Regions from separate parts of the Homo sapiens genome. Here region 2 is linked to region 1. Evidence: read pairs that join two places in POLR2A ChIA-PET (ENCODE). Cell type or tissue: MCF 10A. All regions are shown on one strand. Each heading gives the region's core, and the rest is flanking DNA. Links, peaks and the distances in the headings are about the cores only. Region 1 overlaps GRAMD2B (GRAM domain containing 2B). Region 2 has its middle 79 kb from the start of ALDH7A1.

Evidence for each region. Peaks named below come from ENCODE experiments on the same cell type or tissue, not always from the same donor. Only the 100,000 strongest peaks of a DNase experiment are listed, where the experiment ranks them.
Region 2: POLR2A ChIA-PET joins it to region 1 with 10 read pairs; 6 of 35 experiments call an interaction of 5 or more read pairs at or near these places.

The regions. Positions count from the first base shown.
Region 1 is chr5:126,444,561-126,449,944 of GRCh38, forward strand. The region is part of intron 1 of GRAMD2B (GRAM domain containing 2B); the gene reads left to right. Among named protein-coding and RNA genes, the nearest start is that of GRAMD2B, 24 kb to the left of the region's middle. RefSeq lists an enhancer at 266-1,465. In MCF 10A, for the core only: no CTCF peak of the experiment used is centred there; DNase peaks (open chromatin) are centred at 2,181 and 2,471.
Region 2 is chr5:126,513,852-126,519,235 of GRCh38, forward strand. No RefSeq gene overlaps it. Among named protein-coding and RNA genes, the nearest start is that of ALDH7A1, 79 kb to the right of the region's middle. In MCF 10A, for the core only: no CTCF peak of the experiment used is centred there; a DNase peak (open chromatin) is centred at 2,510.

The sequences.
Region 1 (5,384 bases), core at 58-5,057:
GAATTCCATATTTTGTTTCAAACGTACTGCTCATTTTTTAGATCTATACAGAATTGTTACAAACCTTGTAAAGTCTCCAAGATAAATGAGGATGTTCATATGAAAACCCAGACAATCTTTTCTTTTCTTCTCCTCTTCAACTTTTATTTGTAGTTCCAGGGTATATGTGCAGGATGTGCAGGTTTGTTACATAGGTAGACGGGTGCCATGGTGGTTTGCTGCACAGATCAACCCATTGCCTAGGTATTAAGTCCAGCATCCATTAGCTATTCTTCCTGGTGCTCTCCCTCCCACCTCTCCTGACAGGGCTTAGTGTGTGTTGTTCCCCTCCCTGTGTGCATGTGTTCTCATCGTTCAACCTCCACTTAAGAGTGAGAACATACGGTGTTTGATTTTCTTTTCCTGCATTAGTTGGCCGAGAATGATGGCTTCCAGCTCCATCCATGTTCCTGCAAAGGACATGATCTCAGTCTTTTTTATGGATGCGTAGTATTCCATGGTGTATATTTACCACATTTTCTTTATCCACTCTATAATTGATGGGCATTTGGGTTGATTCCATGACTTTGCTATTGTGAATAATGCTGCAGTGAACATACTTGTGCCTGTATCTTTATAACAGAATGATTTCTGTTCCTTTGGGTACATACCCAGTAATGGGATTACTGGGTCAAATGGTATTTTTGCCTCTGGGTCTTTAAGGAATTGCCACACTCTCTTCCACAATAATTGAACTAATTTACACTCCCACCAACAATGTAAAAGTGTTCCTTTTTCTCTGCAGCCTTGCCAGCATCTGTTTTTTCTTCACTTTTTAATAATCGCCATTCACTGGTGTGAGATGGTATCTCATTGTGGTTTTGATTTGTATTTCTCTAATGATCAGTGATGTTGAGCTTTTTTTCATATGAAAAATCCAGACAATCTTGAGGGCCAGCACAGCCTGAGGACTTGCTGACACAAAGTATTGACGGGCCAGAGGAAGTGGGCAGCCTGGATATCACATCACCCCATGTCTGCTGCTGCTCAGGTTTCTCTCACTGTCTCTTGGGTATGTGGTGGGGAGTGGGGGGTGAGGAGGGGGTGGGAGGGCAGATTAAAGAGAAGCAGCTGCAGCCTGAGGCACAGACAGGATGCAGAGTGACTCCATCATCCCACCTAGAGTCATGGACACCACCCACTTTGATACATTCTGTTCACAACCATAATTCCTTTCATGCTGATTCGTGTCATTGGGAATCTCTCTTCTTCAGCTTCAAGAGAGCCGAATCTGACTCAGGTGTTGAGATTGGGGAATGGCATTTCCATTTCTTCCTCTCTCCAGTATAGCCAGAGCAGGAAGGGCAAGAGAAAAGGGGTCCTGGTACCTGGTGATGTCAAAGTAGGCAGCTCCTACTGCTGTGCTAGCAAGAGCCATGTGGACTAGTGTGAGAACAGGAACTCTCCCAAGTCCCCTACTGGGTAACCAGATACCCAACAGTGTGCCTAGAGATGCTTTAGTCCACTCCAATCCTAAATACTACTACATTGTGCTAATAGTTTCCCTGAAAAACAGCCATATTTCACTCATTTTTTTAAAAATCAATTACAATTTTTAGCCTTAAGGTTTGATATTGGTATTGTGTTTATTTTTTCAAAGAATCTTTATCTTGTAGAGTTATACACTGCAATAGTTACAGATGAAAAGATAGTGTGGTCTGGGATTTGTCTCAAAACCAGTAGGAGGTAGGAGTGGTGGGCTACAGGTATATAGATGAAACAAGATTGCCTTGTTTATACTATTCTATCTACTTTGTACCTGTTTTCTATGTTATAAAATGTTCATAGTAAGTGGTTTAAACTTCAAAAATCATTTCTGAAAATAAGTGGATACCCTTATTTACTCAGCTGTGCTATAAATTTCATATTAACCCCCCAAAACTAGACCAGTCTGAGTGTTTCTAATAAAATCCAGCAGTAACCGTGACTGATTTTAAAACATTCACTGCTTCTCTTATCTACAATGCCTAGCTTCATTAGTCATGTAGAAAATGTTTACATTCCCCAAGCTTTTAAAAATTAAAAAAAAAAAAAAAAAAAACCTATGTGTTCTCAATTTGAGTAAGGTGTGACGGAGAGCAGCTCTGTGACACAGGCTGAGGGAGGAGGATTTGGTGTGGAGGCGAGGAAACTGGGGCCCTTACTAAGACACTGAAATATGATAAACATCCTTATGAAGATGCCACTCCCAGAAACTGGGACTTGAGCTACTCTTAGGAAGCCACAGACCATGGAATACAGATTCTTCTCCTGGAAACTTCTCCATTTCCAAGAAGGCATAAAATGAAGGAAAGCAATCCTCTTTCCTTTCCGTTTCTTGGAATCTAATATCTAAGCATTACCCTTTACACTCTAGCAAAGTAAAGCAAACTAAGGCATGACGGCCCCTCCCAGCAGTAATTATGAGATCATTTGGCCTCAGTAACTAGGCAGACTCCACTACCTTTCACCTAGTTTCGTGGGAAGAAATGGTAAAGCTCCCTCGATGGAAATGTTCCTTCTTTCGCCATAACCTTCACAGGATCCATCTGTCTAATCTTTGTCTGAAGGAATTGGAAGGGCAGGCGGTTGCCTCACCAAAAGCACCCTCAGTACTTTAGTCTACTGAATTATGGGGGGTTGTTCCAGAAGAGGATCCAAACCCCAGCAGAAAACTCCTGGCCTTTCCCATGCCAGTTTTCCCAAGCCCAGGAATTCCAAGTGAAGTACATCCATTCCTATTGCTATTTATACTGTCTGGTGTAGCCAAAATGGGCCCTGGGCTAGAAATCAGAAAGCCTAGGCCGGGCGCAGTGGCTCACGCCTGTAATCCCAGCACTTTGGGAGGCCAAGGCGGGCAGATCATGAGGTCAGAAGATTGAGACCATCCTCGATAACACGGTGAAACCCCGTCTCTACTAAAAAAATACAAAAAATTAGCCGGGCGTGGTGGCGGGCGCCTGTAGTCCCAGCTACTCAGGAGGCTGAGGCAGGAGAATGGCGTGAACCCGGGAGGCGGAGCTTGCAGTGAGCCGAGATCGTGCCACTGCACTCCAGCCTGGGCGACAGAGCAAGACTCCGTCTCAAAAAAAGAAAAAAAAAAAAAAAGAAAGAGATCAGAAAGCCTGGCCTTTAGAGCTGATTTAAGGAACATGAAGTCCTTAAGGTAAATGAATTGAACCTTTTTGTGGGGATACAGAGATGTGAAAAGACCAGGATCCTGCCCTCCAGAGGCATATGGTCAAAGCAGGGCAAAGACAAGTAAACAGTAGCCCATTTATAATTTTTTTTTTTTTTAAAAAATAGTCTCACTCTGTTGCCCAGTTTGGAGCACAGTGTGGCATGATCTCGGCTTACTGCAACCTCCGCCTCCCAGGTTCAAGCAATTCTTCTGCCTCAGCCTCCCAAGTAGGTGGGATTACAGGCATGCACCACCACATCCAGCTAATTTTTGTATTTTTTAGTAGAGAGAGGGTTTCACTGAGCAGGCTGGTCTCAAACTCCTGACCTCAAGTAACCCACCCGCCTCAGCCTCCCAAAGTGCTGGGATTACAAGTGTGAGCCACAGCACCTGACCCCATTTATAATTTTTAAATAAACCACATACTAAAGTGATACAGTTGCCATGACAGTCACAGGGTACTGGAAAGGAGCACAAAGAAGAAGAGGTCAGTCCTTAGGACCTAGAGGGGGTTGGGGAAGTTGCCAGGTAGGAGGTGACCCCATCAAGAGCTAAATCTTGAAAGATAAACAGTGCTTGCAAGGGACCACAGAGAAGGCATGGCAGCCCAGGAGGAGGGTGCTTGGGGGCAGCATGACAAGAGGTTCAAAGCCAGAAAGGGAGGCTTCACATTGCAGAGGACCTGTTTTCTGTACTCATCTTCAGCTTTATCCTGTAGGCAACAGAGAACCAAAGGGGTTTTAAAGGAGGAGAAGGAATGATATGATCATATTTGGGCTTTACAAAGATCACAGAGCACAGTGATCTTCCATATAGATGGAAGGAGGAGGGGTCACATATAACTCAAATGAGGTAGGGAGGTATAGTGGTCCAGGCAGGAGGCATTAAGGACCCTAGCTAAGCCAACCAAATTAGGGAAAGAAAAAGAGGGGACTTAACTGGAAAATATTAAGGAGGTAAAGTCTACAGGTCTTGGTGTCTGACCGGGCTTGGAAAGAGAAGGCTAGTCATAGTATGAGAGTAATAGAGGCTTCAGTCACTAAGATTGGAGTTGTGTGGGCCCTCAGCGAACTCATCTTTGTTTCCTTATTTGTGAAATGTGGATAACACCTGTCTTACATGCCGGCCTCAAACACCTGTCTAACACACCTGTCTTTCATGCCTGCATGAGGGTTAGTGTGGTATCATGGTGTCACGGGTATGAATGCTTTTTGAACGGCAAAGCACCATGCAAATATAAAGTCATCCGGGAAATCCAGTAGAAAGGAGTGGCAAGGAAGAGGGAAGAGGCAGAGATGTGTTTTCCAAAGCGATGCGTTTCAAGTCCAGATAGAGAAAATGCATATTTGTGGTGGGAGAAATTAAGGACAGTAAATAAAGATGTCAAATATAAAATTAAAATCTTTTAGATCCACTGCTTATTTCCTTGAAAGTGGTACTGTCATGTACAAATTATATTCAATCTAATTCTTCTATCCCGTAAAAGTTAGTTATATTTAAAATATTGGGGTAAACATTTTAACAGCAGTGAGGAGCTATCACTAGTTCCACAATTATTCCATATCTTGATAGTTGTAATTAAAATCATGTATATTTTTACATAATAACAATATGGAATAATTCTATATTGTTGACACTAACATGACAAACCACATGGATAACTTCTAAGGAAAGCCAAATACAGATAAGAGACATTTACATCCTTAGGTAGATTAACACCTTTGAAACCTCACAATCTGAAATACTAAAACTATACTCTCTTATTTTTCGCCATGGGATATCATGAGCTTCTTTTTCCTTACGTATGTCTAATATGAGGGTGTTTTGGTTAAATCAAAGCCTTTTACATAAAACTGCTTTCACCAATATATAGATATATTCCACTTTTTTAAAGTGACAGTGTCTTTCTTCTCTAGAAGTTGAGTCCCATTAATTTTTTTTAGAAAAAGAATCCTGAGCTGTAATAATACTTGGCATTTAAGCAAAGAGAATTTTCACGTGTGCTGCTGATGCCCGTGTTGATTCACTTGGTGGGATATGGCATGAGACCGAAACCTGGCCTCTGGGAGAGTCCTGTGTGTCACATCCTGTGAACACCCTACTCTGTCCTCATATGTGTGTGGCTCTGCACTGTAAGATCAGAACACAGGAGACTGAGGAAGTAGCAATGCAGAGTTTGAGTGAG
Region 2 (5,384 bases), core at 287-5,286, 70 kb after region 1:
ATCCCCACATATTTTTAGGGTCACAGAAGTCTTTTGCGTTGATGTTGTGTGAGAGAGAGGGGAAGAAAACACTGTTGGAGTTTTTTCCAAAACAGCCTTGTTATGAATAACATGTCTGTTTTTGTTACCAGAAAGGGGTCCTGACCCTGACCCCAAAAGAGGGTTCTTGGACCTCACACAAGAAAGAATTCGAGGCAAGTCCATAAAGTGAAAGCAAGTTTTTTAAGAAAGTAAAGGAATAAAAGAATGGCTACTCCATAGGCAGAGCATTGAAATGGGCTGCCTAAGTATACATATACTTATTTCTTGATTATATGCTAAACAAGGGGTGGATTATTCATGAGTTTTCAGGAAAAGGGGTGGGCAATTCCTGGAATTGAGAGTTCCTCCCCTTGTAGACCATATAGGGAAACTTCCTGTCGTTGCCATGGCATTTGTAAAATGTCATGGCACTGGTGGGAGTGTCTTTTAGCATGCTAATGCATTATTTTTAGCATATTATGAGCAGTCAGGATGACCAAAGGTCACTTTCCTCATCATCTTGGTTTTGGTGGGTTTTGGCCAGCCTCTTTATCGCAACCTGTTTTATCAGCAAGGCGTTTGTGACCTGTACTTGTGCCGACCTCCTATCTCACCCAGTGACTAAGAATGCCTAACTTCCTGGGGATGCAGCCCAGCAGGTCTCAGCCTTATTTTACCCAGCCCCTATTCAAGGTGGAGTTGCTCTTGTTCAGACGTCTCTGACATTTTCAATGAAAGTCTTTGAGTTTCTCCGTCAACTTAGCTGGTAGTTACCGTCCCCAACCCTGACTGACCAAAAAGCATCAGGAAGGAATCCACCTGTATGGATGGTCTACAAGGGTTGTATTGTGGGCTTCAATTACATAATCACAATGTGAAAGTCTAAGAGATTTTAGTGCTTACAGACCCAGGAAGGAACATGGCACTCCTGGAGGCCACACGGAAGAAAGCCTTAGGGAGCATAGACAGGAAGAGAGAAGAGAAAACAAAGTGGTGGCAACCAGCAATGTATATAAGGGAATAGGGTGTGGGTCACTTTAACTTGACAGACAAATAAATGGTCCCTTTAAAGGAAGAGGAGGGATCGTGGGGAGCCCAGTCTGCTAGGCAGGAGAGACGCCTCTATGTTCTTATCTCTGGCCACCAGCTTGAGGCATTGGGACATGATATAGAACTGGCAACTGCATCACAGGTGACTGAGCCCTGTCTCGGCACAAGAAAGCCAAACTACATTCGAAATGGATGCGGAGGCAACATAGAATTATAAGCATTCACTACAACATCGTTGACCTTTATCACTCTGGAGGTGTTCTGGAGCTGTTTCAAGAACCAAGAACCAAAGGCTAAATATTTTAATTAAAGATACTCCTATTTCTCTAATCATTTAAGAAATTACAAGGATTATGGGTGCTGGGAGCCAGGTACCATGGACAAAACCTATACATATATTTCATATCTCAGGGATCATGATATACCATCCCAAAATATACTACTTTGGCATAAAAACTATTTTGAGCTAAAAGCATTTGAGCTGCTGAAATCCCTGATCTCCCTAAAAGCATCTCAAAAGAACTCAATCTCAAATCTCCTCCCCTGGGAGCAATTTTAATCTTTTCTGAGATAAGAAGTCCAGACAGAGGCATGATTAGAGGATTGGGACACTTTCACAAGACTATTGTATCTCCCATCTATTCTCCCAAGGGCCCACTTATCTTTCCAAAAAGTCATTTGTTTTTCCCCAAGTGCCCTTTCTCCCCTTCCCTTTTCTCTACTAAGATAGGTATATATAAACCCCCACATCTAACCACTTATATGAGCTTTTTACTTTTTTCTATAAGGCCCTCTGTGCACATAAAATTAACATCAATAAAATCGATATATGTTTTCTCCTGCTAATCTGTCTTTTGTCAGTTTAACTCACAGGCCCCAGCCACTAAATTTAAGAGAATAGAGGAACAGTTTCTTCTTTTTTACAATACTAAGTTTGTGGAAATGTGAACCATTTGTGCCATTAACCTTTTAGAACAACGAGAAGAATTTTGCATTTTCTTTGACTCATACATCTTATGAAAATTTCCAAAAACATAAGAAATAAAAAAGAATTTTGTATTCTTAGGTCAGATCTGGCCAAGCCAAAGAACCTTGATATTCTTGATATTTCCAGAAGTCCTGAAAGAAGGAATATACCAGTGAAGACGATGCTCCCAAACCCAATGACTTTTGTAAGCTGGAAGGCAAATTTTTCAAGTTTGAGAGCATGGATTCTGGAGCCCAAGTCTCTGGATTCATTTTTTTTTTTTTTTTCTGTGACTTACTAATAGTGAGGTTTGACAAAGTTTCCTAAGTTTTTAAGCATTAGTCACATCACCTGCAATGAGAATAATGACTTAAAATTCTGCAGGCTTGTTGGGATAATTGAATGAGATAATAAACACAGTAGAGCACAGTGATGCAGTAACAGTGTTGTTATGTGCCCAGGGCAGCTGCTGCTGGTAGCATCGCTGGAAGAGAGCCAGAACTTCACTTACAATGAACATTATACACATACACATTCCCTCTTTAGGGGGATTTCTTACTTGGTTAAGGATCACTTGTGTTGGAGATGAGCACCTCATAATTGAATGGAATTAACAACAAACCTGCAGTTTCTTCTCATGATCGACAAATTATATGAACATTATGTTATTCATACAAATGGTAACAAGAACTTGTTACAAAGCCTTGTTTATACAACCCCACCTTCAGGGCACACAAAAATCTGGTAAAAAAAAAAAAAGTCCAGACACAAATTTGTATTAACATTTTACAGATGAAGAAGATAAATTCCAAAAAGCTAAATGACTTTCCCAAGGGACTAAATTGTAGGGGAACACACTTAAATCCAGGTGTTCTGATTCAAAATCCCAGCACCTTCCTACTATATACCTCATGAATGTCCTAAATACAGTGTAATCCTTTGAGGAACCTTATAACTAGTAGAAGAAAATATTAATTCCAAAGACTCCTGAAATTAAAATAATTGTAGATTACATGTTATATTCCATTAACCAGCAAACATCACAAACAAGCTATTACATAGACATTATTGGCACAATACTTCTTTAAATAACTCAGTTTGCTTTTTTTGTTAAGTATATCACAGCTCAAGAATTTAAATTTTGCCTTAGGTTATGCAAAGCCTGCTCTGGGAACTTTGAAATAAGATTGATTTTTATCTTGTTTGGAATGACTTGCCTTTGCTTAAGGGCAAAGCTTTGGACTCAACAGCCTTTCAAAATCAGTTTTTATTCTATGATTCTATGACTTTTAATGACACCTAAAATTGAAATTAGTTGTAAGACCAGCATTTGTGATTACAATTTTGCCACTAATAACTTGCATCAGTATGAAGAACTTTAATCAACATGTTGTAAAACAAAAATAAAATTCTGAGACCCCCCCAACCAACTGAATGGGCTCCTCCTCTCAGCTGAGGGCATTCTCTATTTTTTTTTTTTTTTTTTTTTGAGATGGAGTCTCGCTCTGCCGCCCAAGCTGGAGTGCAGTGGTGCAATCTCGGCTTACTGCAACCTCTACCTCCCAGGTTCAAGCAATTCTCTGCATCAGCCTCCCGAGTAGCTGGGATTACAGGTGCCTGCCACCACACTGGGCTAAATTTTGCATTTTCAGTAGAGACGGGGTTTCACCATCTTGGCCAGGCTGGTCTTGAACTCCTGACCTCATGATCCACCCGCCTCGGCCTCCAAAGTGCTGGGATTACAGGCATGAGCCACCACGCCTGACCTGCTAAGGGCATTCTAAAGTAAACCCTGGGCCCAGTGCTATTAAAAAGAAACAATAATAATCTCAATTATCCCACATTCTGAGCTCAGAAGTCGGTCTGGGCTGGGTGTGGTGGCTCATGCCTGTAATACCAGCACTTTGGGAGGACGAGACAGGTGGATCACCTGAGGTCAGGTGTTCGAGACCAGCCTGGCCAACATAATTATACCCTGTCTCTACTAAAAATACAAAAGTTAGCCAGGTATGATGGCAGGCACCTGTAATCTCAGCTACTTGGGAGGCTGAGGCAGGAGAATCACTTGAACCCAGGAGGCGGAGGTTGCAGTGAGCTGAGATCATGCCACTGCACTCCAGCCTGAGCAACAAGAGCAAAACTCCATCTCGAAAATAAAAAATAAAAAGTAAACCCGAAACGTAGTTCATGCCATGACATGAGTGAGTTGTCTGACATGCCTCATTATGCCCTCCTCCCACTGGAATTCAGGCACAGCTGACTAGTATTAATATTAAGATAGACCTTAACACTGACAAAACAGAGTCTTTGTAGCAATAAGATATCAACATGACAGATAGGCTCTGAAAGAAATCAAAGTATTTTACCCCAAAATATATTTCTTTGACATATTTTGAAATGGTCCTGCAAAGCTGTCTCTTGTGGAGAATATCCACTTTCTGAAGAGAATCCTTTTCCCTTTCTAGGTCTTTTTCCTAATCCAGGACAAAATTAACTAAGAGTCTGGTACCTTTTTAAGCCTGAAAAGAAATAGCTACAATCTATTCTCTCTGAAGCCTGCTACCTGGAAGCTTCATCTACATAATAAGAACCTTGGTCTTCACAGCCCCTTATCTCAACCCAGACACTCCCTTCTATTGATTCCAGGTCTTTAATCAAAAAATCTTTAAATCCACCTGTGACCTAGAAGCCCCCACTTCAAGTTGTCCCACCTCTCTGGACTGAACCAATGTACATCCTACCTGTATTGATTGATGTCTTATGTCTCCCTAAAATGTATAAAACCAAGCTGTAGGCTGGGTGTGGTGGCTCACGCTTGTAATCCCAACACTTTGGGAGGCTGAGGCAGGCAGATCACCTGAGGTCAGGAGTTCGAGACCAGCCTGGCCAACATGGCGGAACGCTGTCTCTATTAAAAATACAAAAATTAGCCAGGTATGGTGATGAGCGCCTGTAATCCCAGCTACTTGAGAGGCTGAGGCAGGAGAATTGTTTGAACCCAGGAGGTGGAGTTTGCAGTGAGCTTAGATTGTGCCACTTCACTCCAGCCTGGGTGGCAGAGCGAGACTCCGTCTCAAAAAACAAACAAAAAAAAAACAAGCTGTAGCCCAGCCACCTTGGGCACATGTTCTCAGGGTCTCCTGGGATTGTGTCGCAGGCCATTGGTCACTCATATTTGGCCCAGAATAAATCTTTTCAAATATTTTGCAGTGTTTGACTCTTTGTTGACAAGGTAAGGCTGCTATTAAGGGGGAAAAAAATTTATCCCAAAGTTAACTGATAAAAATTAATTGATGTCCACATGGTATTTTGAAACAACTGTTTTTCTGGATTTTAGGAAAATGTA